Linked DNA regions of Homo sapiens: region 2 is linked to region 1. Evidence: chromatin contacts called from ENCODE Hi-C or POLR2A ChIA-PET data. All regions are on one chromosome and are shown on one strand. The core of a region is the stretch at or near the end of the contact, and the rest is flanking DNA. Distances in the headings are between cores, read along the strand shown. Region 1 has its middle 20 kb from the start of RBM47-AS1. Region 2 overlaps RBM47 (RNA binding motif protein 47).

Region 1 (5,358 bases), core at 11-2,510:
CACGCAGGCCCAGTATAAATAACACCAGTCGCCCCAACTTATTAAGCTCCTACTGTGTTACCTGCTATAGGGTAAAGCTTTTACCTGCCTTATGTCTCCTCACCACAACCTTGCAGGATAGGTGCTATAATCTCTGATTCACACAAAGAAAATGGAAGCCCAGAGAAGGCAGGTGACTTGCCCAGGGGAGCCCCCCAGCTTAGCACAAAGTCAGGTTTCCTTTTCTTTTCTTTCTTTCTTTGCTTTTTTTTTTTTTTTTTTTTTTTGAGACAGTGTTTCACTCTTATCACCCAAGCTGGAGTGCAGTGGTGTGATCTTGGTTCACTACAACCTCCACCTCCCAGGTTCAAGCGATTCTCCTGCCTCATCCTCCCAAGTAGCTGGGATTACAAGCTCCTGCCACCACACCTGGCTAATTTTTTTTTTGTATTTTTAGTAGAGATGGAGTTTCACCATGTTGGCCAGGCTGGTCTCGAACTCTTGACCTCAGGTGATCAGCCTGGCTCAGTCTCCCAAAGTGCTGGGATTACAGGCGTGAGCCACCACGCCCAGCCAAAGCCAGGTTTCCAACACTCTCTCAGCCACCACTCTCTAAAGTGAGACCCTGTTTTGTTGGTGGGTTTGTCAGAATGCTGGATTTTCCACATCTAAGACATGGCATGACATGATTGGCAGGTTGCAAGCGCTGCTGTTTCGTAAGAGACCAGTACAACAGGGAGAAGAAACTACCTGGCCTCCTCAGAACGAAAGAATTATAGCTCTCAGCTCAGCTTTCCATAGACCTCTCCAAAAAGGCTGTGAAATGTTGACAAACGAGTTAAAGTTGGATCAAGTGCCAGCCACTGTGCACTTACTTCCTGATTAGTTGTATCCATGGCCCTTGTCGCTGAGGACACAGAAAGCAAAGAGAATGTTAGCTTTCTCATATGGTGGTGTGAAATCAGAGGTTCCTCACAGCCCTGGGAGTTGGGGCCGAGCTGGGTTTGTGTCTCTTCTTGCCCCATCCCTCTCCTGCTGCTTGGTGTCTTTTCCTTCCTTCATGTCCCAGCCGTCCCCTGCAAGGCCCTACTCCACACCAGAACCTCTGCCCTAGTCCTCCTTCCCTCTGTCCCGTAAACACTACCTGTCCCATGTGCCTTTCCTCTGGGGCCCTGTTCTCTGTCCTCCGGGCTGACTGATAAGCTGATCCATGTGACGTGCTCAAGGGAAACTTGCTCCACTTAGGTAACACATTTGAGATTTAAAAGGTGGAGTTGTCAAGTTTCTGAGTCATCTGTCAGGGATACATCTGGGGAGCCAGGAAGGCCTTGGAGGGGCCATACAATCACAGGCTGAGTCACTCATTTCTAGGGTTGTCACAAGCTTGATACTCTGCTCGCCCTGTTCCCATACTGCTGGAGAAAAGGTTTCCAGTGCTCTGTCCATGCGAAGTATATAGTAAGCGAAACTTCTGTGCATCTGTTTCCTCACACAAATGCCACACTTAATGAGGGACGTGGTAACTCTCAACTGTACCCTGGGTCACTCCCAATTATCTTTCTGTGTATTAAAGCTGTGCTTAAAGCTATAGCAAAATAAGATTATTCTGGTAATTTTGAACCCTTATTATGGATCAGTCTCTACATATTGATCTCTAATCTTTATCACAACCTCAAGAGGTTAATATTATCACCTATTTTATTGATAAAGAAACTGAGATTCAGTGACTGGCCCAGATTATCTTAAGAAGAAAGTCTGAGAAAGGTCTGTCTGACCCCGTGGTCCTTGCTCTTCCTTTTGTGCAAGGACGTGTCACTTAGCTCAAAGTATGCCTATAGCCCAGGCTGGAGCTGGCTTTTGCTGGTTCCTGAGAGCTGATTGTGAAATTTTCAGAAATTAGACAAGCCAATGGTTAAACACAGCCATTACTGAAAGTAAAATACATAAACCTTACGATGTTAGTTATGGGCTTGTAAATACAAGAAAAATAGAAATAAAAAATATATATAAACTCAGGTATGTCTTTATGAGCAGCGTGAAAACAGACTAATACAGTAAATTGGTACCAGTAGAGTGGGGCAGTGCTGGAAAGATACCCAAAAATGTGGAAGCAACTTTGGAACTGGGTAACAGGCAGAGGTTGGGCAGTTTGGAGGGCTCAGAAGAAGACAGGAAAATGTGGGAAAGACTGGAACTCCTTAGAGACTTGTTGAAGGGCTTTGACCAAAATGCTGATAATGATATGGACAATGAAATCCAGGCTGAGGTGGTCTCAGCTGAAATGAGGAACTTGTTGGGAACTGGAGCAAAGGTGACTCTTGTTATGTTTTAGCAAAGAGACTGGCAGCATTTTGCACCTGCCCTAGAGATTTGTGAAAATTTGAACTTGAGAGAGATGATTTAGGGTATCTGGCGGAAGAAATTTCTAAGAAGCAAAGCATTCAAGAGGTGACTTAGGTGCTGTTAAAGGCATTCAGTTTTTTTTGTTTTGTTTTTTGAGATGGAGTTTCACTCTTGTTGCCCAGGCTGTAGTGCAATGGTGCAATGTCAGCTCACTGCAACCTCTGCCTCCCAGGTTCAAGCAATTCTTCTGCCTCAGCCTCCCAAGTAGCTGGGATTGCAGGCATGCACCACCACGCCTGGCTAATTTTTTGTATTTTTAGTAGAGATGGGGTTTCACCATGTTGGCCAGGCCGGTTTTGAACTCCTGACCTCAGGTGATCCACCCACCTTGCTTCCCAAAGTGTTAGGATTACAGGCGTGAGCCACCATGCCTGGCTCAGGCATTCAGTTTTACAAGGGAAGCAGAGCATAAAAGTTCGGAAAATTTGCAACCTGACAATGTGATAGAAAAGAAAGTCCCATTTTCTGGGGAAAAATTCAAGCTGGCCACAGAAATTTGCATACGTGATGAGGAGCCAAATGTTAATCACCAAGACAATGGGGAAAATGTCTCCAGGGCATGTCAGAGAACTTTGCAGCCACTCCCATCACAGGCCCAGAGGCCTAGGAGAAAAAAAATGGTTTTGTGGGCCGGGTGCAGTCTAGTGATTTGGTGCCCTGCATCTCAGCCACTCCTCCAGCCGTGGCTGAAAGGGGCCAATGTAGAGCTTGAGCCATGGCTTCAGAGGGTGCAAGCCCTAAGCCTTGGCCACTTCCATATGGTGTTGAGCCTGCAAGTGCACAGAAATCAAGAATTGGGGTTTGGGAACCTCCACCTAAATTTCAGAGAATGTATGGAAACACCTGGATGCCCAGGCATAAGTTTGCTGCAGGGCGGGGCCCTCATGGAGAACCTCTGCTAGGGTAGTGTGGAAAGGAAATGTGGGGTCAGAGCCCCTACACAGAGTCCCTACTGGGGCACTGCCTAGTGGAGCTGTGAGAAGAGGACCATCATCCTCCAGACTCCAGAATGGTAGATCCACTGACAGCTTGCACCGTGTGCCTGAAAGTGACGGACACTCAACACCAGCCTGTGAAAGAAGCTGGGAGGGAGGCTGTACCTTGCAAAGCCATAGGGGTGGAGCTGCCCAAGACCATGGGAACCCACCTTTTGCATCAGTGTGACCTGGATGTGAGACATGGAAGCAAAGGAGGCCATTTTGGAGCTTTAAGACTTGACTGCCCTGCTGGATTTCAGACTTGCATGGGGCCTGTAGTCCCTTGTTCTGGCCCATTTCTCCCATTTGTAATGGCTGTATTTACCCATGCCTGTACTCCCATTGTATCTAAGAAATAACTAATTTGCTTTCAATTTTACAGGCTTATAGGCAGAAGGGCTTGCCTTGTCTGGAATGAGACTTTGGATTGGGGACTTTTGAGTTAATGCTGAAATGACTTAAGACTTTGGGGGACTGTTAAGAAGGTGTGATTGGTTTTGAAATGTGAAGACATGAGATTTGGGAGGGGCCAGGGCAGAATGATATGGTTTGGCCGTGTCCCTACCCAAATCTCATCTCAAATTCCCATGTGTTGTGGGAGGGACCTGGTGGGAGGTAATTGAATCATGGGGGCAGGTCTTTCCAATTCTGTTCTCATAATAGTGAATAAGTCTCATGAGATCTGATGATTTTATAAGGGGTAGTTTTCCAGCATGAGCTCACTCTTTACCTCCCACCATCCATGTAAGACGTGACTTGCTCCTCCTTGCCTTCCACCATGATTGTGAGGCCTCCCCAGCCATGTGGAACTGTAAGTCCATTAAACCACCTTCTTTTGTAAATTGCCCAGTCTTGGGTATGTCTTTATCAGCAGCATGAAAACGGACTAATCCACCCTCCTGCTTCTCTGACTGTGGCTTCTCAGATACATGCATGGCTCCTCTTTTTCTAACTGCCCTCTAATTGTTGATGTTCCTCAAAGTTCTATTTGCATCCTGCCTCCTTTGTCATTGTGCATGTTCTTCCTGTCTGATCTTCTTTATCTCATGTTCTTGGCTGCCAAATGTATGTATATCAAGTATTGGTTTCTGAAAGAATCCTGGTAAATAGCACTTGTTTTCCCCTTCCATATTCTGAATAATCTGAGAAATGAAACAAATAACTAAAATGGGTGCTAAAACCACACAAAAATCAGATGTAATTTTATATACTAGAAATAATCCAAAAATGAAATTAACAATTCCATTTACAATAGCATCAAAAAGAATAAAATACTTTGGAATAAATTTAACTAAGATATAGGAGACTTGTACACTGACACTGGGCATGGTGGCTCACACTTGTAATGCCAGCACTTTGGGAGGCTGAGGCAGGAGGATTGCTTGAGCCTAGGAGTGTGGACCCACCCTGGGTAACACAGTGAGACCCTGTCTCAAAAAAAAAAAAAAAAAAAAAAAGGATAGAAACAAACAAAAGACTTGTACACTAAAAACTATAAAACATTGCTGAAATAAATAAAGAACATGTAAATAGGAAAAACATCTTGTGTTCATGAATTGGATCATTTAATTTTGTTAAGAGAGCAATACTTCACTAAGTGATCTACAGATTCAATGCAACACTTACTTATAAAAGTCCCAACAGTTTTTTTTGAAGAAATGGAAAAATTGATCCTAAAATTTATACAAAATTACAAGGGACCCTGATAGCCAAAATAATCTTGAAAAAGAAGAATAAAGTTAGAGGACTCACTCTTTCCAATTTGATTTTATTTTACTTATTTATTTATTTTATTTTTATTTATTTCTTTATTTTGAGATGGAGTTTTGCTCTTGTTGCCCAGGCTGGAGTGCAATGGCATGATCTTGGCTTACTGCAACCTCTGTCTCCCAGGTTCAAGTGATTCTCCTGCTTCAGGCGCCCTAGTAGCTGGGATTACAGGTGCACACCACCACACCCGGCTAATTTTTTGTATTTTTAGTAGAGACAGAGTTTCACC
Region 2 (5,391 bases), core at 749-3,248, 44 kb after region 1:
AGAGACTTGCCACATTGGATGCAAAATGTCCAACCATCTATGTAGATGCCAAATCCCCTGAGGTAGGACCCTCCCAGCACACAGCTATTCTTCCCAACACTAAAAATGCATGAGTCTTCACTGAAGGCTGCTAGCATTAAATAAACATGGCAATATATTTGAAATAAATCATTTACTCACAGTTTTGTATATAAAACAAGCAGAAAAAATATACCTTCAAATCAAGCTATTATTATTCTGAACTAGGGATTTTTGTTATGTTTTAGGGAGAGTTTGAACTTGTTGGGTTAAAATAAAATTTCAAGGCAAACAGGTAAAGCAGACATCATCAAGGATTTGAATTCTCTTTTTAGCGTTTGTTCAGAGTAGCTTTCATTAGGATTTTAACTTTGAACTGGGACATTTTAGAGGGCAAAGGATACCAGTGTACTACTGGGAAATATTATCAATGTTTACATACCAGTGTTTACCTAGGATCAAAATCATGCATGAGTTTACTCTAGAATTAATAAGACTACCGGTCCGCTGCACTGGCTCAGGCCTGTAATCCCAGCACTTTGGAAGGCTGAGGCGGGTGGATCACAAGGTCAGGAGTTCAAGACCAACCTGGCCAAGATGGTAAAACCCCATCTCTACTAAAAATTTAAAACAGGCCAGGCGCAGTGGCTCACGCCTATAATCCCAGCACTTTGGGAGGCTGAGGCGGGTGGATCACAAGGTCAGGAGATCGAGACCATCCTGGCTAACACAGTGAAACCCCATCTCTACTAAAAATACAAAAAAATTAGCCGGGCATGGTGGCAGGCGCCTGTAGTCCCAGTTACTCTGGAGGCCGAGGCAGGAGAATGGCGTGAACCCGGGAGGTGGAGCTTGCAGTGAGCCGAGATCGTGCCACTGCACTCCAGCCCGGGTGACAAAGAGAGACTCCGTCTCAAAAAAATAAAAATAAAAAAATAAAAAAACAAAACAAGTAGCCAGGCATGGTGGCGGGTGCCTGTAATCTCAGCTACTCGGGAGGCTGAGGTAGAGAATTGCTTGAACCCGGGAGGCAGAGGTTGCAGTGAGCCGAGACTGCGCCACTGCACTCCAGCCTGGGTGACAGAGTGAGACTCCATCTCAAAATAAATAAATAAATAAATAAGACTACAAGTTAACTTTGGTTCACAGCTCTTGGAGTGTGACTGTGAGAGTGTGTGTGTGTGAGTGTGAGTGTGTGTGTTTGAGTGTGTGTGTGTGTTTGAGATGAGTATGCAATTTGGAATTCTTGGGAGAGCTTTATTTGCTGACCAACTGACAAATTGCAATTTGAAGCTATATACAGTGGGGTACAGTGTCTTCCAATCACTACCTGGAATTTAATTCAGTGGAGGGTTTTAAAATGTGTTGATCCAAGAGATAATTCTATCTCTGTGGTTAGATTTCTATTTTGATGTTCCTTATTCATACCATAAAATTTTGTCCTAATAATCACGTCTTAAGCATGACCTAACACACACAATGCACATAAGAGCAAAGGCTTTGGAGTCAGAGATCTAAGTTCAAGTCATGACTGTGCCACTTACTAGCTGTGTCTCCTCAGGCAAATCACCTTAGTTCCATTTCCACATCTCTAAGATGGTTCTAGTAACAGCACCAGGACTAAGTGACATTTGGCAATGTGTGGCACACAATTTGTTTAAAAAGTTTGGCAATTATTATTATTACTTTAAAGAATGCCACTTAAAAGCCATAGTTTGTGTTTTAGAGAGGAGTCTCTCACAAAAGTTCAGAATAACCTCATGGTTTACAGAAAAATTATTTGATTATTTGGTAAAGGAAGATGTTGCCCCAAACTTGGGGTGAAGGAGGGGGTGGGGTAGGAAATCAGAGAGAAAAACAGTTTCTGCAAAAGGTTTCCAAGATTTGGCCTTACCCTGAGCATTTATCTTACTGCCTTGGTCCAAGTTACCACCACCCAGTAGAATAAACATTGGAGAGGACACGCCCACTCTCGGGCAGGCCCCTGGCACCAGGATGTTTCTATTACCTCAGAGTTTGAAAGTGGAAAAGGAGTTCCACTCAAAATGGAGGCAGAACATGGAATTTACTTGGGAGGTCAAACAATAAGCCGAAGACTTTGAAACACGGGCTCTTTTTTTCTATCACAGGCAGGGACCTCTTGCTACTGAAAAGCATGGCCCTTGGGGCACATAAACATCTCTCCTTGACTCTCCTTTCTTTAGGTAAAATCCTGGGAGGTTGAAGATACAAGGGAATAATGACATTCCGGGCCATGCCTTCTGCCCACCCCTCGCTCATCTGAGAAAGCGTTCATTCATAATGGGTCTTAATTGTGTTGATGATTGTACAGATTTTGTTATGTCAAAGCACATCATTCAATGAATGCTTGTGTATGATAAACAGATGCAAAGCCAAGAGGCTCAATTTTCCCAGACGTTTCTATCAACACACACCTGAGAATGCGGCCTTTTGCTGTGGGTTCTCAGGGAGGCCTGCTGTGTACTACAAGACGGCTGAAGCCACCCTCCCGAAAGGGGTGGAGTGGGGAGATTTTCTGCAGGGGTTTGGCAGCACACAAATACCAGTTAGGAAACTATTATCTTGTTCCCTTTATTTATTTAGACGGAATCTCATTCTGTCGCCCAGGCTGGAGTGCAGTGGCGCCATCTCAGCTCACTGAAGCCTCCACCGCCCGGGTTCAAGTGATTCTCCTGCCTCAGCCTCCGGAGTAGTTAGGACTACAGGCATGCACCACCACGCCCAGCTAAGTTTTGTACTTTTTTTAGTAGAGATGAGGATTCACCATGTTGGCCAGCCTGGTCTCGAACTCCTGGCCTCAAATGATCCGCCTGCCTTGGCCTCCTAAAGTGCTGGTTTTATAGGTGTGAGCCACCGCACCTGGCCTTGTTCCCTTTAAATAAGCATTACTTACACTTTGTCTCTAAAGGTTGATGGGGTAATGCTGAAACCAACAAAAATGAAACTCACAAATTCAGCACACATATGCCTCCCGGGCCAACGTTTTTCCAATCCATGAACAAACAGTAGGAGGGACTTCTAGTTTCACTCCTTACCTTGGCTCCTTTGACCTAAGCCTTTGAGGGATCTGGCAAGGAACAGAAAGGCCGACTGGCAGACACCAGAAAGGAAAAGGAAGGAGAAGCCACAGTGGCTTCTATCATTTAACACTAGCTTGAATTCATACAGTGTTTTGCAATTTATAAAATTCTTTCAGGCTGGGCAAGGTGGCTAACGCCTATAATTCCAGCACTTTGGGAGGCTGAGGCGGCCTGATCACCTGAGTTGAGGAGTTTGAGACCAGCCTGGCCAACATAGTGAAACTCTGTCTCTACTGAAAAAAAAAAAATATAAAACTTAGCCAGGCGTGGTGGCATGCACCTGTAGTCCCAGCTATTTGGGAGGCTGAGGCAGAAGAATTGCTTGAACCTGGGAGGCGGAGGTTGCAGTGAGCCAAGATCGCACCAATGCACTCCAGCCTGGGTGACACACAAGACTCTGTCTCAAAAAAGAAAAAAAAAAATTATTTCACATATATTATCTAATTTCATAAAATCCCAGAATTTGAGCTGCTCAGGGAATATAGGTGTTCTCTAACCCAGGGTTTTTGAACCTCAGCCCTATTGATATTTGTGATAATTCTATGTTATGAGGGGCTGTCTTGTGTGTTTTCAGATGTTTCATAACATCCCTGTCCTCTACCCACTAGATGCAAAAGCCCCCTACCTCCACAATGTTGTGACAACCAGAAATGTCTCCAGACATTGCAAATCTGGGGGCAGGGGGTGCGCATAAAATTGCTTTCTGTCGAGAATTACTGGTGGAGTCTATCTTGGAGCTGTGTAATATGATTATATACTGGCACACATGGTAGGTACTTTTTAAATAGAGAAGAAGTTGTTATTTTCTACAGCCCTCCCTCAACATGGGCCTGGTGTCTTGATCTGGCTCTTACGAATAGTCAAGGCTGGCCGGGCACAGTGGCTCACGCCTGTAATCCCAGCACTTTGTGAGGTTGAGGTGGGAGGATCGCTGGAGCCCAGGAGTTCGAGACCAGCCTGGGCAGCATGGCAAGGCGCAGTAGCTACCAAAAAAAAAAAAAAAAAAAAAAGTCAAGGCTATCAAGACTGAGAAACGTGCAACATTTTTCAAGGGTTTGAGGTAAGTGTCTCTGTGATACAATAATACTCATTTAATTTGGTTGAAACACTATCAATTTAATTTTCAGACAAAACAACAGCTACCATAAAGGCTTGTTAAGAATGGTTCTGTTGTCTAATTGACTTGTCATCACAGCAAACTTGACAGGCCTGGGTCATAGAAACATCACTGCCGAAATCAGTCTAAAGCATCCAACTGTCTCATTTAAATTCCGACCCCGCTGCTACATGGACACATGAGAACTGCTGACAATCTGGTTTTTAAGACTTGGGCTGTTTTCAAATGTCATTACTGGTTTCTTCAATAATGCAATAACCCTTACTTAAAATTTACAGTTTTTTTTTAAAGACATACTATGAACAATCACTGAAAATGGGCTTCTGGGATACAGTCAATTCACTGGTACTAAAGTCAGCATCTGTACAGGTCTGTAGGCAAAAGGCAATGATGTGGTAAAATAAATGATTAAACAATATTTGCATATGAATTGATTCATTCCCTCGCTCATTCAAACACTAATTGAGCACTGGCTGCGTATGAGGCTGTGCTAGATGCTTGGGGATACAGTGGTGGCTACTGCATGTTCCTTGGAGTTCACAGTCTGGCAAGGGTAGATGAAGAAGGAAGGGGAGGCCAGGAACAGTGGCTCATGCCTGTAATCCCAGCACTTTGGGAGGCCAAGGCGGGCAGATTGCCTGAGGTCAGGAGTTCGAGACCAGCCTGGCCAACATGGCAAAACCCTGTCTCTACTAAAAATACAAAAATTAGCCGGGTGTGGTGGCATGTGCCTGTAGTCTCAGCTACTTGGGAGGGTGAGGCAGGAGAATTGCTTGAACCCAGGAGGTAGAGGCTGCAATGAGCCGAGATCATGCCACTGCACTCCAGCCTGGGCAACAGAGCGAGACTCCATCTCAAAAAAAAAAAAAAGAAGGAAAGGGAGGAGACAGAGCAGAGGGAACATTATGAGCAAAGGTGGGCATTTGCAAAAATGCTGGAATGGTCTCAAATAGCTGAAATGTAGGAGGTGGATATGGGGCAGAAGATGAGGCTCAAAAAGAAAATGAAACCAGATTGTGAAGGGTCTAAGTCTCTCACTTTCTGTGGTAGACAGTGGAGAGCCACGAAGCTTTAGCCATGACTAGGAAGTTCAGGCTGAGTCCTCAGTGAAAGAATGAGTAGCTCTTGCACCAGGAGTTTTATTTATTCAGAGGA

Evidence for each region. Hi-C counts contacts between places; a loop is a spot of excess contacts on that map. ChIA-PET counts read pairs that join two places held with the same protein, here RNA polymerase II (POLR2A). Pooled maps may share reads with other maps.
Region 2: a loop to region 1 is called in a map of Caco-2, with 2.1 times the contacts of the local background. The contact joins two enhancer-like sites. A Hi-C loop is called at or near these places in 1 of 168 maps with a recorded cell type or tissue (Caco-2) and 1 of 50 pooled maps. POLR2A ChIA-PET finds 5 or more read pairs at or near these places in 5 of 52 experiments (A673, GM10248, GM12878 and 2 more).

Annotation. Positions count from the first base shown.
Region 1 is chr4:40,403,556-40,408,913 of GRCh38, forward strand. No RefSeq gene overlaps it. Among named protein-coding and RNA genes, the nearest start is that of RBM47-AS1, 20 kb to the right of the region's middle. Within about 2 kb of position 1,261, at least 12 of the 41 ENCODE cell types and tissues checked have a DNase peak (open chromatin) inside an H3K27ac peak, as active enhancers do.
Region 2 is chr4:40,447,078-40,452,468 of GRCh38, forward strand. All of the region lies in intron 3 of RBM47 (RNA binding motif protein 47), which reads right to left. Among named protein-coding and RNA genes, the nearest start is that of RBM47-AS1, 24 kb to the left of the region's middle. Within about 2 kb of position 1,999, at least 8 of the 41 ENCODE cell types and tissues checked have a DNase peak (open chromatin) inside an H3K27ac peak, as active enhancers do.